Regions from separate parts of the Homo sapiens genome. Here region 2 is linked to region 1. A link is a contact called in ENCODE Hi-C or POLR2A ChIA-PET data. All regions are on one chromosome and are shown on one strand. Each heading gives the region's core, a stretch centred on a gene start or an enhancer-like site at or near the end of the contact. The rest is flanking DNA. Distances are from core to core; before and after follow the strand shown. Region 1 overlaps MACF1 (microtubule actin crosslinking factor 1). Region 2 holds the start of CTPS1 (CTP synthase 1).

Region 1 (5,104 bases), core at 2,605-5,104:
TGGCTCCCGGCCGCGCCAGCCTCAGGTCCCGCGCTCAGGAAGTTAGTTTGTCCCTCCGGCAGCTGAGTCCCGAGTGCTGTGGGCGCCGCCTCGCCCGCCGCCGCCAGTCCCCGGCCCGCAGCCGCCACGCCGTGGGCTGCATGACAAGCAGCCGCCTCTATTCTCCACCACGCCGCTGGCCCCGCGGCCCCGCCGTCCTCCCCGCCCGCAGCTGTCACGGTCCCGGCATGCAAACTTCTGGCTGGGAACAAAAGGCTCCGCTAGGGTCGGGCGGGGGGCGAGTCCTCCTCCCCCGCGCAGCGCGACCCGCTAGCTCGCTAGCTCGCTGGAAGTGCTCGGCTGGCGGGCGGCTCTCCTCCCCCTTCCCCGCGCCGCCGCGCTGCGCCGCCCCGCCCGGGCAGCCCCCTGGAAGCCAGGGAGCGCGCGACGCGGAGAGCACAGGAAGGAGGACGAGGGCGGGGGCGGGGCCCGGCGGGGGCGGGGCCGGGGAGAGGAGCGACTCCGAGAGTGGAGGGAGCGGTGGAGAGGATTGGAGGCTGAGGCGCCGAAGGAGGGGCTTCTGCGGGATTCGGAGCGAGAGACCCGGGACGCCAGCCGTTCGGCTCCCGCAGCCCACGCCCACCGCGCCCCGGGGCCAGAGGGGAACGCCCCGCCCCCGGAGAGGGCGCAAGGAGAGGAACGGAACCCGCGCGAGTCTGGGCTGCGCGGCGCAAATCCCCTGACAAAGGAAAGCCCCGCCCTCCTCCCGCTGGCCCGGCCCCTCCCGCCCCTGTCTCGCTCCAACCGGCCCGGCTCCGAGCCCAGCCCAAAGGCGAACGAATCCAGAAAGGGCGCCCGCGCTCCCCCAGCTAGCCGGCTCTGGCGACGGCCACTCGAGTTCCCGTGTGCCGGCAGGTCGCGCCGGCTGGGGTAGGCCGCCTGCATCGCTCTCGGCTCCATCTCTGCCGCCAAAGGCTGTCCCTGCTCCTTCCAGTGTCACCTTTAGCGCGCCCCTTGCCGGACCGAAGAACACTCCAGCCTTAAACCCGGCACTTTCCCGGTGTCCCAAAGGAATTCGGTCACGCTCAGAGACCAAAGTTATTGGATAACTCTAGGCACATTCTACCTTCCCTCTCCCCCTTCTCAAGTATATCAAGTCCTGGTCAATTCTCCCACCAGGATTTCTCTGCTCACAGACCTGAGTGGTATCAATGACGGAAGAAAATGGGGTGTTGGGGGAGGTGGGGATGCCAACAGCTGAGCCCTACGACCAAACACCTGGGTCCTTTATAGTTGCGCACAGCCAAGGAAACCTGAGCCTCCTTGGACCAGATGAAAAGCATGGGTATTTCAAATCTCAAATAGAAAACACTAGAGAAAAGTCGCTCACAATCCCGTCGTCCACGGCCTTTGGCTTTTAGAAAAGCCACTTGGTCACCTGGTGACTGTTAAACAAAGAAAGTACAAAGGGCAACCCAGGAAACTGTCCACCAGAGGCAGCTGCATCTCTGAACGGGTCCAATACTCTGTTCTATTTGTGATGGCCATTCTCTGATTTTATGAAGGAAAAAAACATCTATTAAAATTCGGAATCTCTGTCGGACCATGTGGTCAATATATACCGCAAAACTTATGGAAAAGTTATTTCTATCCTTTACACAAACAGTAAGTGAAACCAACACCTGGTGTATGAAGATCTGGCACTGAAACCTTGAGCTGAGCCTTAGGCTTACTTAGGGAATCAGACTGGTCCTTGGCAAAAATGAGAAGTGCGCTGAAGCCTGTAATCGGAATTAGGCAACTAAAAGACCTTTCTCTGGTAAAATGCTTTACACTTCATTTCTCACTTCAACAACGGCTGCTGATCAATTCTACCCACTCAAATCCAAAAGACTCTGCCCATCTGTAAACTGAAAGGGGTGGGGAGGCCGACTAGGTTGTGTCTTGACACCCTTTCTAGTTTTAATATTTTTTAGTTCTAAAACTTTTAAAGGCACTGCCCCAGAATCCTGTGTCCTCTTGGTCGTATACTGCCAAGACACTAGAAACCCTGTCCTATGAAGAACAAACAGTGCAAGACCCAATAATGTCTGACCTAGAGAAAGTTCTAGGAGATGTAATTAGCATGAAGTATCTGAAGGGCTGAGACGTGGGAGGAAGGAAACTTGTTCTGGGTATCTCCTTAAGCTGGCACACTAAGATGTGAGATTTAAAACCAACAAAGAGCTTCTCACAGCTATTCAAAGAATAGAGTGTCCCCTAAACTGGTGACTTTCCTGACCCTGGAGGTGTTTGAGCAGAAATTCAAGCAATCACTTGGCAGAGATTTGGGAAAACAGATTTACAAATCTTCTGCAGTTTGTTCAGATGAATTTTAAAGTCCTTTCTAACTCTGATACACTGTAATCCTAAGGACTGACAGCTTACAGATCTGATACTTAACAGTTTAGGGAATCCAGGTTTTAATTTTCCTTTAATTATTCAGCACAACTGGAAAAACTCAGGGAAGGAAAGATCAATTTTACTAGCAAATATCCCTGGCCAAATACATTCACTTAAGTGTTCAGATATCATAACAGACTGTTTAGCATGCCAGGGCCCCTCTGGTTGGAAGAATCTGAGGAATTCTGGCTCTGGATGAAACATGGGTGGTTATTCTATTATAAAGAATGTTTTTTTTTTTTTTTTTTTTGAGTGAGACTCTGTCTCACTCTGTCGCCTAGACTGGAGTGCAGTGGCGCAATCTTGGCTCACTGCAATCTTTGCCTCCTGGGTTCAAGCGATTCTCCTGCCTCAGCCTCCCCAATAGCTGGGATTACAGGCATGCGCCACCGCACCCAGTTAATTTTTTGTATTTTTAGTAGAGATGGGTTTCACCCCTTGTTGGCCAGGCTGGTGACCTGACCTCAGGTGATCCACTCACCTCAGCCTCCCAAAGTGCTGGGATTACAGGCGTAGCTACTGTTCCCAGCCATAAAGAATTATCTTGATGTGGAATCACAAACTTCATGAACAGAAATTCCTTTACTGTTTCCTCACCAAGTCAGGTATCAACCAATCCAGACTTTTCTTAAATAATTCCCTCCCATGTCTATCTACCAATATTCTTACTACTCTCATCAGTGATCCATATAAATAAATAAATGGAGCATTCCTACGACTATGAAATTCAGATTCGAATTACTTATTATCTGCAGTCACACTCTCTCTAATTAGGGTGTTAGGAAAACAAATTTAAATACAACCTAAAGAGAAATTACATATAGTAATCTAATCCTCCCACCGCACCTCCAAAAAAACCCCAGAACCCAAAGCCAAAGAATACTTTCTGAGTGCTTTGCTCTTTTTAAAAAATCATCAGTATGTGTTTAGAAATAAATCAAGAGAGGAAGCACAAGTTCTCCTCCATGTCTTAATTTTTATCTGTTCATGAGTTTCTCCTTAGTTTAGGTATGTGAAACTCTGCCAATAGCCATCTCAGGGACTGAAATAAATACCTGATACAGCTTTCCACCTCTTGTTGCCCTGATAGCTACAAAAAAAAAAAAGCATCTGTTCATTTCACATGCTGTGTATAAACTTTTTAAAAGAGAAATACAGGGAGCTCCAGAGACCCTCTTCAGATATTTCCCCCACCCCTGTAACCACAAACATATGCACTGAAGCCAAATTTCAAATGAGTTTCCGGTTAATTGATTACAGAGTTCAAAGAATTCTCTACTCATTTTGAAATTCCCAAGTACAGAATTTGGTGTTAGATTTTCCTTCAGTGAACTTAGAAGAAAGAAAAATCCTGGCCCTTCCAGCTCCTTCCTGCAGTCTTCCTAATGAAAGACAGCCGGGTGGAGTCTCCTCACACCCTAACATAGCTCCCTTTCCAAGTTTTGGACCTGGCATCCTGCCCTTGTCTGCTCCAGACCTAAAATGCCAGCCCTCTGGGACAATCTGGAGACCCCAGATTCACACTTCCCTAGATTCTATGATGCCTTATCACCCACCTTGATGGGTGCTCTCTCTTGGAAGACTAATTCTGAGTAGAAGAGGATACAGAGGACTGGTTGGATCTTGCTCATTTTAAATCTACACAATGCCTTTCATCTTAGGATCTTTAGATTTTACAAGCATTATTTAGTAGCAAGTAGAAACTCCACAGTATTAGTCTGTACCTGTTGGGCATCAGTCACTGCCATCCTTTGGTACTTTTATTATTATAAACATGGCTACGGAGTGGCTCATAAAGCAACATAGCATGACACGAAGTTTGCTTTAAGTGGGATACTAAGGATTTTGATGCTATTTGAGCTCTCATGTACTCGTGAACCCATGAGAAAACTTTCCACACACTCTGCAGGAACTCTCATGACCCCTGTAAGCCCTTTCCTGCCTGTAGACTTTCCAAAAGACAGTGTATTAATCCCTCTTTTTAGACTAATGGTCACCAAAACCATGGTGATGACAAAATCATGGGGCTTTGCAAGTTAGAAAAGACCTGACAGAAGGGTGGGAAGAAGGAAGGCAGGAGGTATCAGAGAAGGCTTTATGGAGGGAATCACATTTACTCATTAGGATTTCAGATATACAGAGATGGCAAAGACAAATATTTCTAAGTAGAGAGCTGAAGGCAGGACTCTAAAGAAGCAAATTCTGGCTGGGCTCAATGGCTCACACCTGTAATTCCAATACTTTGAGAAGCTGAGGCAGGGGTATCCCTTGAGGCCAGGAGTTCAAGACTAGCCGAAGCAACATTGCAAGACACTCGTCTCTACAAAAAGTTAAAAAATTGGCCAGGCATGTGCATCTGTAGTCCTAGCTACTTGGGAGGTTGAGCTGAGAAAATCGTTCAGCCCAGGAGTTCAAGGTTACAATGAGCTGTAATTGTGTCATTGCACTCTAGCCTGGCGACAGAGTGAGATCCTGTCTCCAAATTTTTTTGTTGTTGTTGTTAATTTTTTTTTTTTTCCAGACAGGGTCTCACATTGTCACCCAGGCTGGGGTGCAGTGACACGATCTCGGTTCACTGCAACCTCCACCTCCCAGGTTTAAGTGATTCTCCTGCCTCAGCCTCCCAAGTAGCTGGGATGACAGGTGTGCACCACCATGCCCAGCTAATTTTTGTATTTTTAGT
Region 2 (5,104 bases), core at 391-2,890, 1.6 Mb before region 1:
CTCTCTTTAGATTCTTGCAGTCTCAGTGCCTGGCAATACATATGCCAGTGTACATAAAGATCAGGCGGGAGGCTCATTCATTCATCCTTATGGGCTACTGACTTACATGACAGCTACTGTGCTTGGGGACTGCAAACATTAATCAGATTTGGGCCCATATCTCAACTTTCTGGCAGTCCAGTTGGAGAGATGAAACATTAACAAATAAATGAGTAATTCAGTGACGGTGGAAGCAGACAGAAAACATGTTTAGACTATAAAGGGGGACGATGAGAGCAGACGCTTTCAGTACCATGGCCATCAGAGGAAGGTGAGACAAGTCCTGGGGGTAGTGGGCGGATCCAGGCGGCTCCTGTTTTGTAGATATGACTTGCAATGGGCCTTGAAGGACTGACTGCACGACTCAGAGCACAGGAAAGGGAACAGGGTGAACAGGCAGGTGCAGGGCAGCTACAGAGAACAGAGGTAAGGCCGTGAGGGGGAAGGCGGGGAAGCAGGGATATACAGTGGAAGATAAACTGGAAAGGTAGGCAAGGGCCAGATCATGTGCAAACTGGCATGCCCAATCTGAACTTAATCCTGAAGGTGACGGAAGGCGCAAGAAGGTTTTCCGGCACAGAAGTAACGTAAATCAAGACGCATCAGAGAAATTCAACAAAGACTGAGGGGGGAAATGCTTTTTCTTTCAATGTTATGAGATGAAGTGCCAGCCCCCATCACTAGTGTGCAGACCTCAATCATGTCACTTGAGCTGCCTGCAACGCGGGTTCTCACCTAGGGGAATGGGGGTGAGAATCTCTGCGCCGCCCGCGTCACAGGGCCGCTGAGGATTCGAAACTGTAACGAGCGTGGACGGAAGGGCGCCACGCAAACGTGGTGAGCTCTATACACCGCCAGCGCCCCGACCCCCGGCCGCCGGGAAGGGAGGAAGCCGTGAGGCCCAAAGGCCAGCCGCGGGGCCCAGGGCCGGCGAGTTCGCAGGCCCCCTCGTCCTACGGCGCGGAGCTGCCGCGCCCAGCCCCGGGCGGCTGAGCCCGCGCCGAGGCCGGAGGCCCGAGGCCCGCACTGCTTGAATGGATGGGCGACTGCCGGGCTTCCTCGCAGACGAAGAGCAAGGGCGGAGGGTGTGGGGGGGGGCGCCGCTCCACTCCCCTACGGCCTTCTCCGTCCGACGAGCCCGGCCGAGCTGATTCGGCGCGGCCCAGCGCGGCAGCGCAGGCCCCGCAGCCTCTGAAGCCGCCCCGCGCCCCGCTTGGCCCCTCTCCCCAGCGCCGCCCGGCCACGAGGCCCGCGCGCGGGAGCCGGCAGCTCGCCGGCCGGGGCGCCCGCCCCACTCCCGTTAGGCACACAGCCCATTGGGCAGGACGCCGAGTCACCTCGCCCCTGATTGGTAGGAGCGACGTCCGTCACCGCGGCGGCGGGGCTATTCGGCGCCGGGCTCAGCTCGCGCCGCTGACTCCTGCGCGGGAGAACAGATCCCCCCCGGGATCCCTGGAGTCAGCCTACCTGCGGCCGGCTTCAGATCCTCCCGTCAGCGACAGAGCTGGGCCGGCGACGCGCGCGGAGCCCCGGACAGCCAGTGAACAACCCCGACCGCATGCGCCCGGCAGTCTTTCACGGAGGCGGGCTCTAGGCTGTGCGCACGCAGAGGTTGGAGGGCGGGCCGGGCCTGGAGGGCGCGGGGCGGGGCGGGGCCTGGAGTGCGCAGGCGCGGGACAGGACCGCTGGGCCGCCTCCGCTGAACTGTGCCGCCGTAGGTTCGAGGCCGGGCGGGTGGTGGCGTGTCTGCCCCTCTGCTTCCGTCCCAGCCTGTGGCCCAAGCTTACTCTCTTGAAGGGGAGGAGGCTGTTTGGGAACTCACGCCTGGCCTATTCGTCACCTGGCCTCGCGTCCTCCCACAGCGGTCTCCTGGAGTTCTGGGCGTCGCCTTCCATCCGATGGTCTTTCACTGTGGGCTCCTGGCGGTGATGCGCCAGCGCATCTCTGCCTCCGGGCGAGGGACGGCGGCAGCGCCACCCTGGCCTCCAAGACGGAAGTGCGGAGGGTCGCGCGGCGTTGGCTCCTCGTCGGCCTCCCTCCTCCCCACACCTGCCCCGAAGGCGGCTGCTTTGGATGGACTAGGATCCCGAAAAGTACGGTTTCATCTAGCTATCGCTCCCTGAGCACCGACTGTGCCACGCACTGTGCTGGGCACCGAGGGACCCTCTCCTCGGACTAACGATGTAGGGAGGCACACTGAGCAGCTCATTACACTTTATGGTTGTTATGGGTGCTTGCTGCAGAGATGCTGGTGCCGGGGCAGTGAGTGCCCAGCGCGGGGACTGACCCAAGTCCGGTGGTGATTGGGAATTCAGGCGGGAAGCCCGCCCTGAAAAAGTAACTTTGAAGCAGAGACCTAAGTAGACGGCAAAGATGGGAAAGGGAGAGGCGGGGATAAGAAAGTGAGACATGCTTGAGCCCAACAGTTCGAGACCAACTTGGGTAACATAGCGAGACCCCGTTTCTTATAAAAATAATAATAGTAGGCCGGGCGCAGTGGCTCACACCTGTAATCCCAACATTTTGGGAGGCCGAGGCAGGCGGATCACAAGGTCAGGAGTTCAAGACCAGCCTCGCCAATATGGTGAAACCCCGTCTCTACTAAAAATACAAAAATTAGCTGGGCGTGGTGGTGGGTGCCTGTAGTCCCAGCTACTCAGGAGGCTGAGGCAGGAGAATAGCTTGAACCTGGGAGGTGGAGGTTGCAGTGAGCCAAGATTGCACCACTGCATTCCAGCCTGGGCGACAGAGCGAGACTCCTTCTCAAAGAATAAATAAATAAAATAAAAATAGTAATAATAATTTTTTTTTAAAAGTGAGGCAGAAGGAAAAGCCTGTGTACAAGCCCAAAGAGGCCGGCACAGCTGAATTGGAAGGCCAGTCTAGCCAAGTCCACAAGGGCCACAGGAAGCGAGATTAACATGAGATTAGGTTGAAGAGTTGGGTAGGGCCATACGGTGAAGAGCATTATAGACCAAGTAAAGGCTTCTCTTTCTCCTAGGGATAGTGGAAAGCTGTAGAAACTTTTGAGAGGCTTTTGACCTTCCTTTGAATAGTGAATATATGTACATGGTTATAATTTTTCCCCAAACACTACACAAGGGTATCCATGAAAAGTAAATCTCTTATTTCTGTACCCCAGTGTTCCTGTTTTGTTCTCTAGAAGCAGTCTGCCACAAGTTCTTAACTATCTTCACTGAAGGAGTTTTAAAAAAAAAGATGTGATGGGATCAGATTTGTGTTTTAGGAAAATCATTGAAGCAGATGGATTCCCAGAAACCAGGTCAGGAGGCTCCTGCAGTGGCCTCTTTTAGAGGCTTCTGGCTCCTTCCAGATCTGGATCACCAGTGCTTCAACCCTGACAACCTGCCCATGCTGCATTCAGCTCCAAATCTAAAAAATGTTTGGAATGCCAGGCATAGTGGCTCACACTTGTGATCCTGACACTTTGGGAGGCTGACACAGGGTGGGAGGATTTCTTGAGTCCAGGAGTTCAAGACCAGCCTAGGCAATATAGTGAGACCCCATCTCTACAAAAAATACAAAAATTAGCTGAGCATGGTGGCACGCATCTGTAGTCCTGGCTACTCCAGAGCCTGAGGCTGGAGGAATGCTTGAACCCAGGAATTCAAGGCCAATGGGAGCTAGGATCCCACCACTGCACTCCAGCCTGGGCAGAGTGAGACTCTATCTCAAAAAAAAAAAAAAAAAGTTTGGGTTGTCTTTGAAGGTACTCTACAGCCACATCTTCTTTCAAGAAGCATTTGATGTTTATCAAAGTGCCTGGAACATAACAGATGCTGAGAACATACTTGCTGAGGTAATGAAGATGCTATGGGAGATGGAAAAATGAGCCATTCACCCAACCACTCCTCTGAATGACCACTTGACATTGTCTTCTTCCTCAAAGCTCTTCCATCTCCTCCCCCATATTCTCCTCAGCTGGTGGTCTTGCTTCCCATTTCACGAGAAAATAGAAGCCATCAGTAGATTTTTCATATCCACCAACCACTTTTATCTGCGCACAAGCTCTGCGTTGTCTCCTGTTACTGTGGACAAACTGCCCACACTCCCAGAGGTCAACCTCCTCTTTGCTCCAAGTGCCATATCCATTTGTCAACTCAAAGAATGTCTAGTATGCAAGTGCCATATCCTTTCATCAACTCAAGAATGTCTAGTAGAATGTCCCTTCCTGCGTCATCAGTCTTTCCCTGTCTAGTAGATCTTTTCCACTACCGTGATGCAAACATGCTGCAATTTGTTCCATCTTAAAACCCCTCTCCTGACTCTATGCCATTCTCTAGCTCCCCCTCCATTTCTGTTTCACTTTTCAGCACAACTCCTAAAAAATGTTGTTTGTACTTTGCTGTCTCAATTTCTTCCCTCTCTTGAACTCATTCCAATCTGGATATTTTGCTCATATAATTTCACTGAAACTGATCTCGTCAAAAATTAACCTCCATGTTCTCAGACCTCTTCTTTGTACATCAGCCTAGACTCCAATCTCTAATGTCCGTAAGTCCCAAATAAAGACAACAGTGGGCTGGGCGCAGTGGCTCATGCCTGTAATCCCAGCACTTCGGGAGCCTGAGATGGGTGGATCACAAGGTCAGGAGTTCGAGACCAGTTTGCAAATATGGTGAAACCCCGTCTCTACTAAAAATACAAAACTTAGCCAGACGTGGTGGCAGGCGCCTGTAGTCCCAGCTACTCAGGAGGCTGAGGCAGGAGAATCACTTGAACCTGGGAGGCGGAGGTTGCAGTGAGCCAAGATTGCACCACTGCACTTCAGCCTGGGCGACGAGCGAGACTCCGTCTCAAAAAAAAAAAAAAATAGACAACAGTGTGGCTGTATGTGCATGGCATGAATGCATATGTGTGTGTGCACGTGCGCATGTGTATGTATTTACATATTTGGGCTGCTTCTCTCCCCCACCATAGGCCCAGTCTCCTTTTGGGCTCCTAGGTGCAGCTATACAGCCCCAGAGCTGCCCCCAAACTGACCACTTCCCTAAGAGCATTTGTCACAGCTGATCATTTCCTCCTTAAAAGGTGGGTGTCCTTT

What was found. A loop is a pair of places that touch in the nucleus more often than their neighbours do. ChIA-PET counts read pairs that join two places held with the same protein, here RNA polymerase II (POLR2A). Pooled maps may share reads with other maps.
Region 2: a loop to region 1 is called in a map of CD8-positive, alpha-beta T cell, with 19 times the contacts of the local background. The contact joins the promoter of CTPS1 here to the enhancer-like site in region 1. A Hi-C loop is called at or near these places in 1 of 168 maps with a recorded cell type or tissue (CD8-positive, alpha-beta T cell) and 5 of 50 pooled maps. POLR2A ChIA-PET finds 5 or more read pairs at or near these places in 1 of 52 experiments (activated CD4-positive, alpha-beta T cell).

Annotation. Positions count from the first base shown.
Region 1 is chr1:39,404,306-39,409,409 of GRCh38, reverse strand. All of the region lies in intron 58 of MACF1 (microtubule actin crosslinking factor 1), which reads right to left. Among named protein-coding and RNA genes, the nearest start is that of BMP8A, 85 kb to the left of the region's middle. RefSeq lists silencers at 38-267, 278-887. Within about 2 kb of position 3,854, at least 3 of the 41 ENCODE cell types and tissues checked have a DNase peak (open chromatin) inside an H3K27ac peak, as active enhancers do.
Region 2 is chr1:40,976,232-40,981,335 of GRCh38, reverse strand. It overlaps CTPS1 (CTP synthase 1), which reads right to left and starts at 1,640. Exons shown (of 19, transcript NM_001905.4): 1 at 1,507-1,640. RefSeq lists an enhancer at 642-691 and silencers at 892-1,031, 1,102-1,391, 1,662-1,851.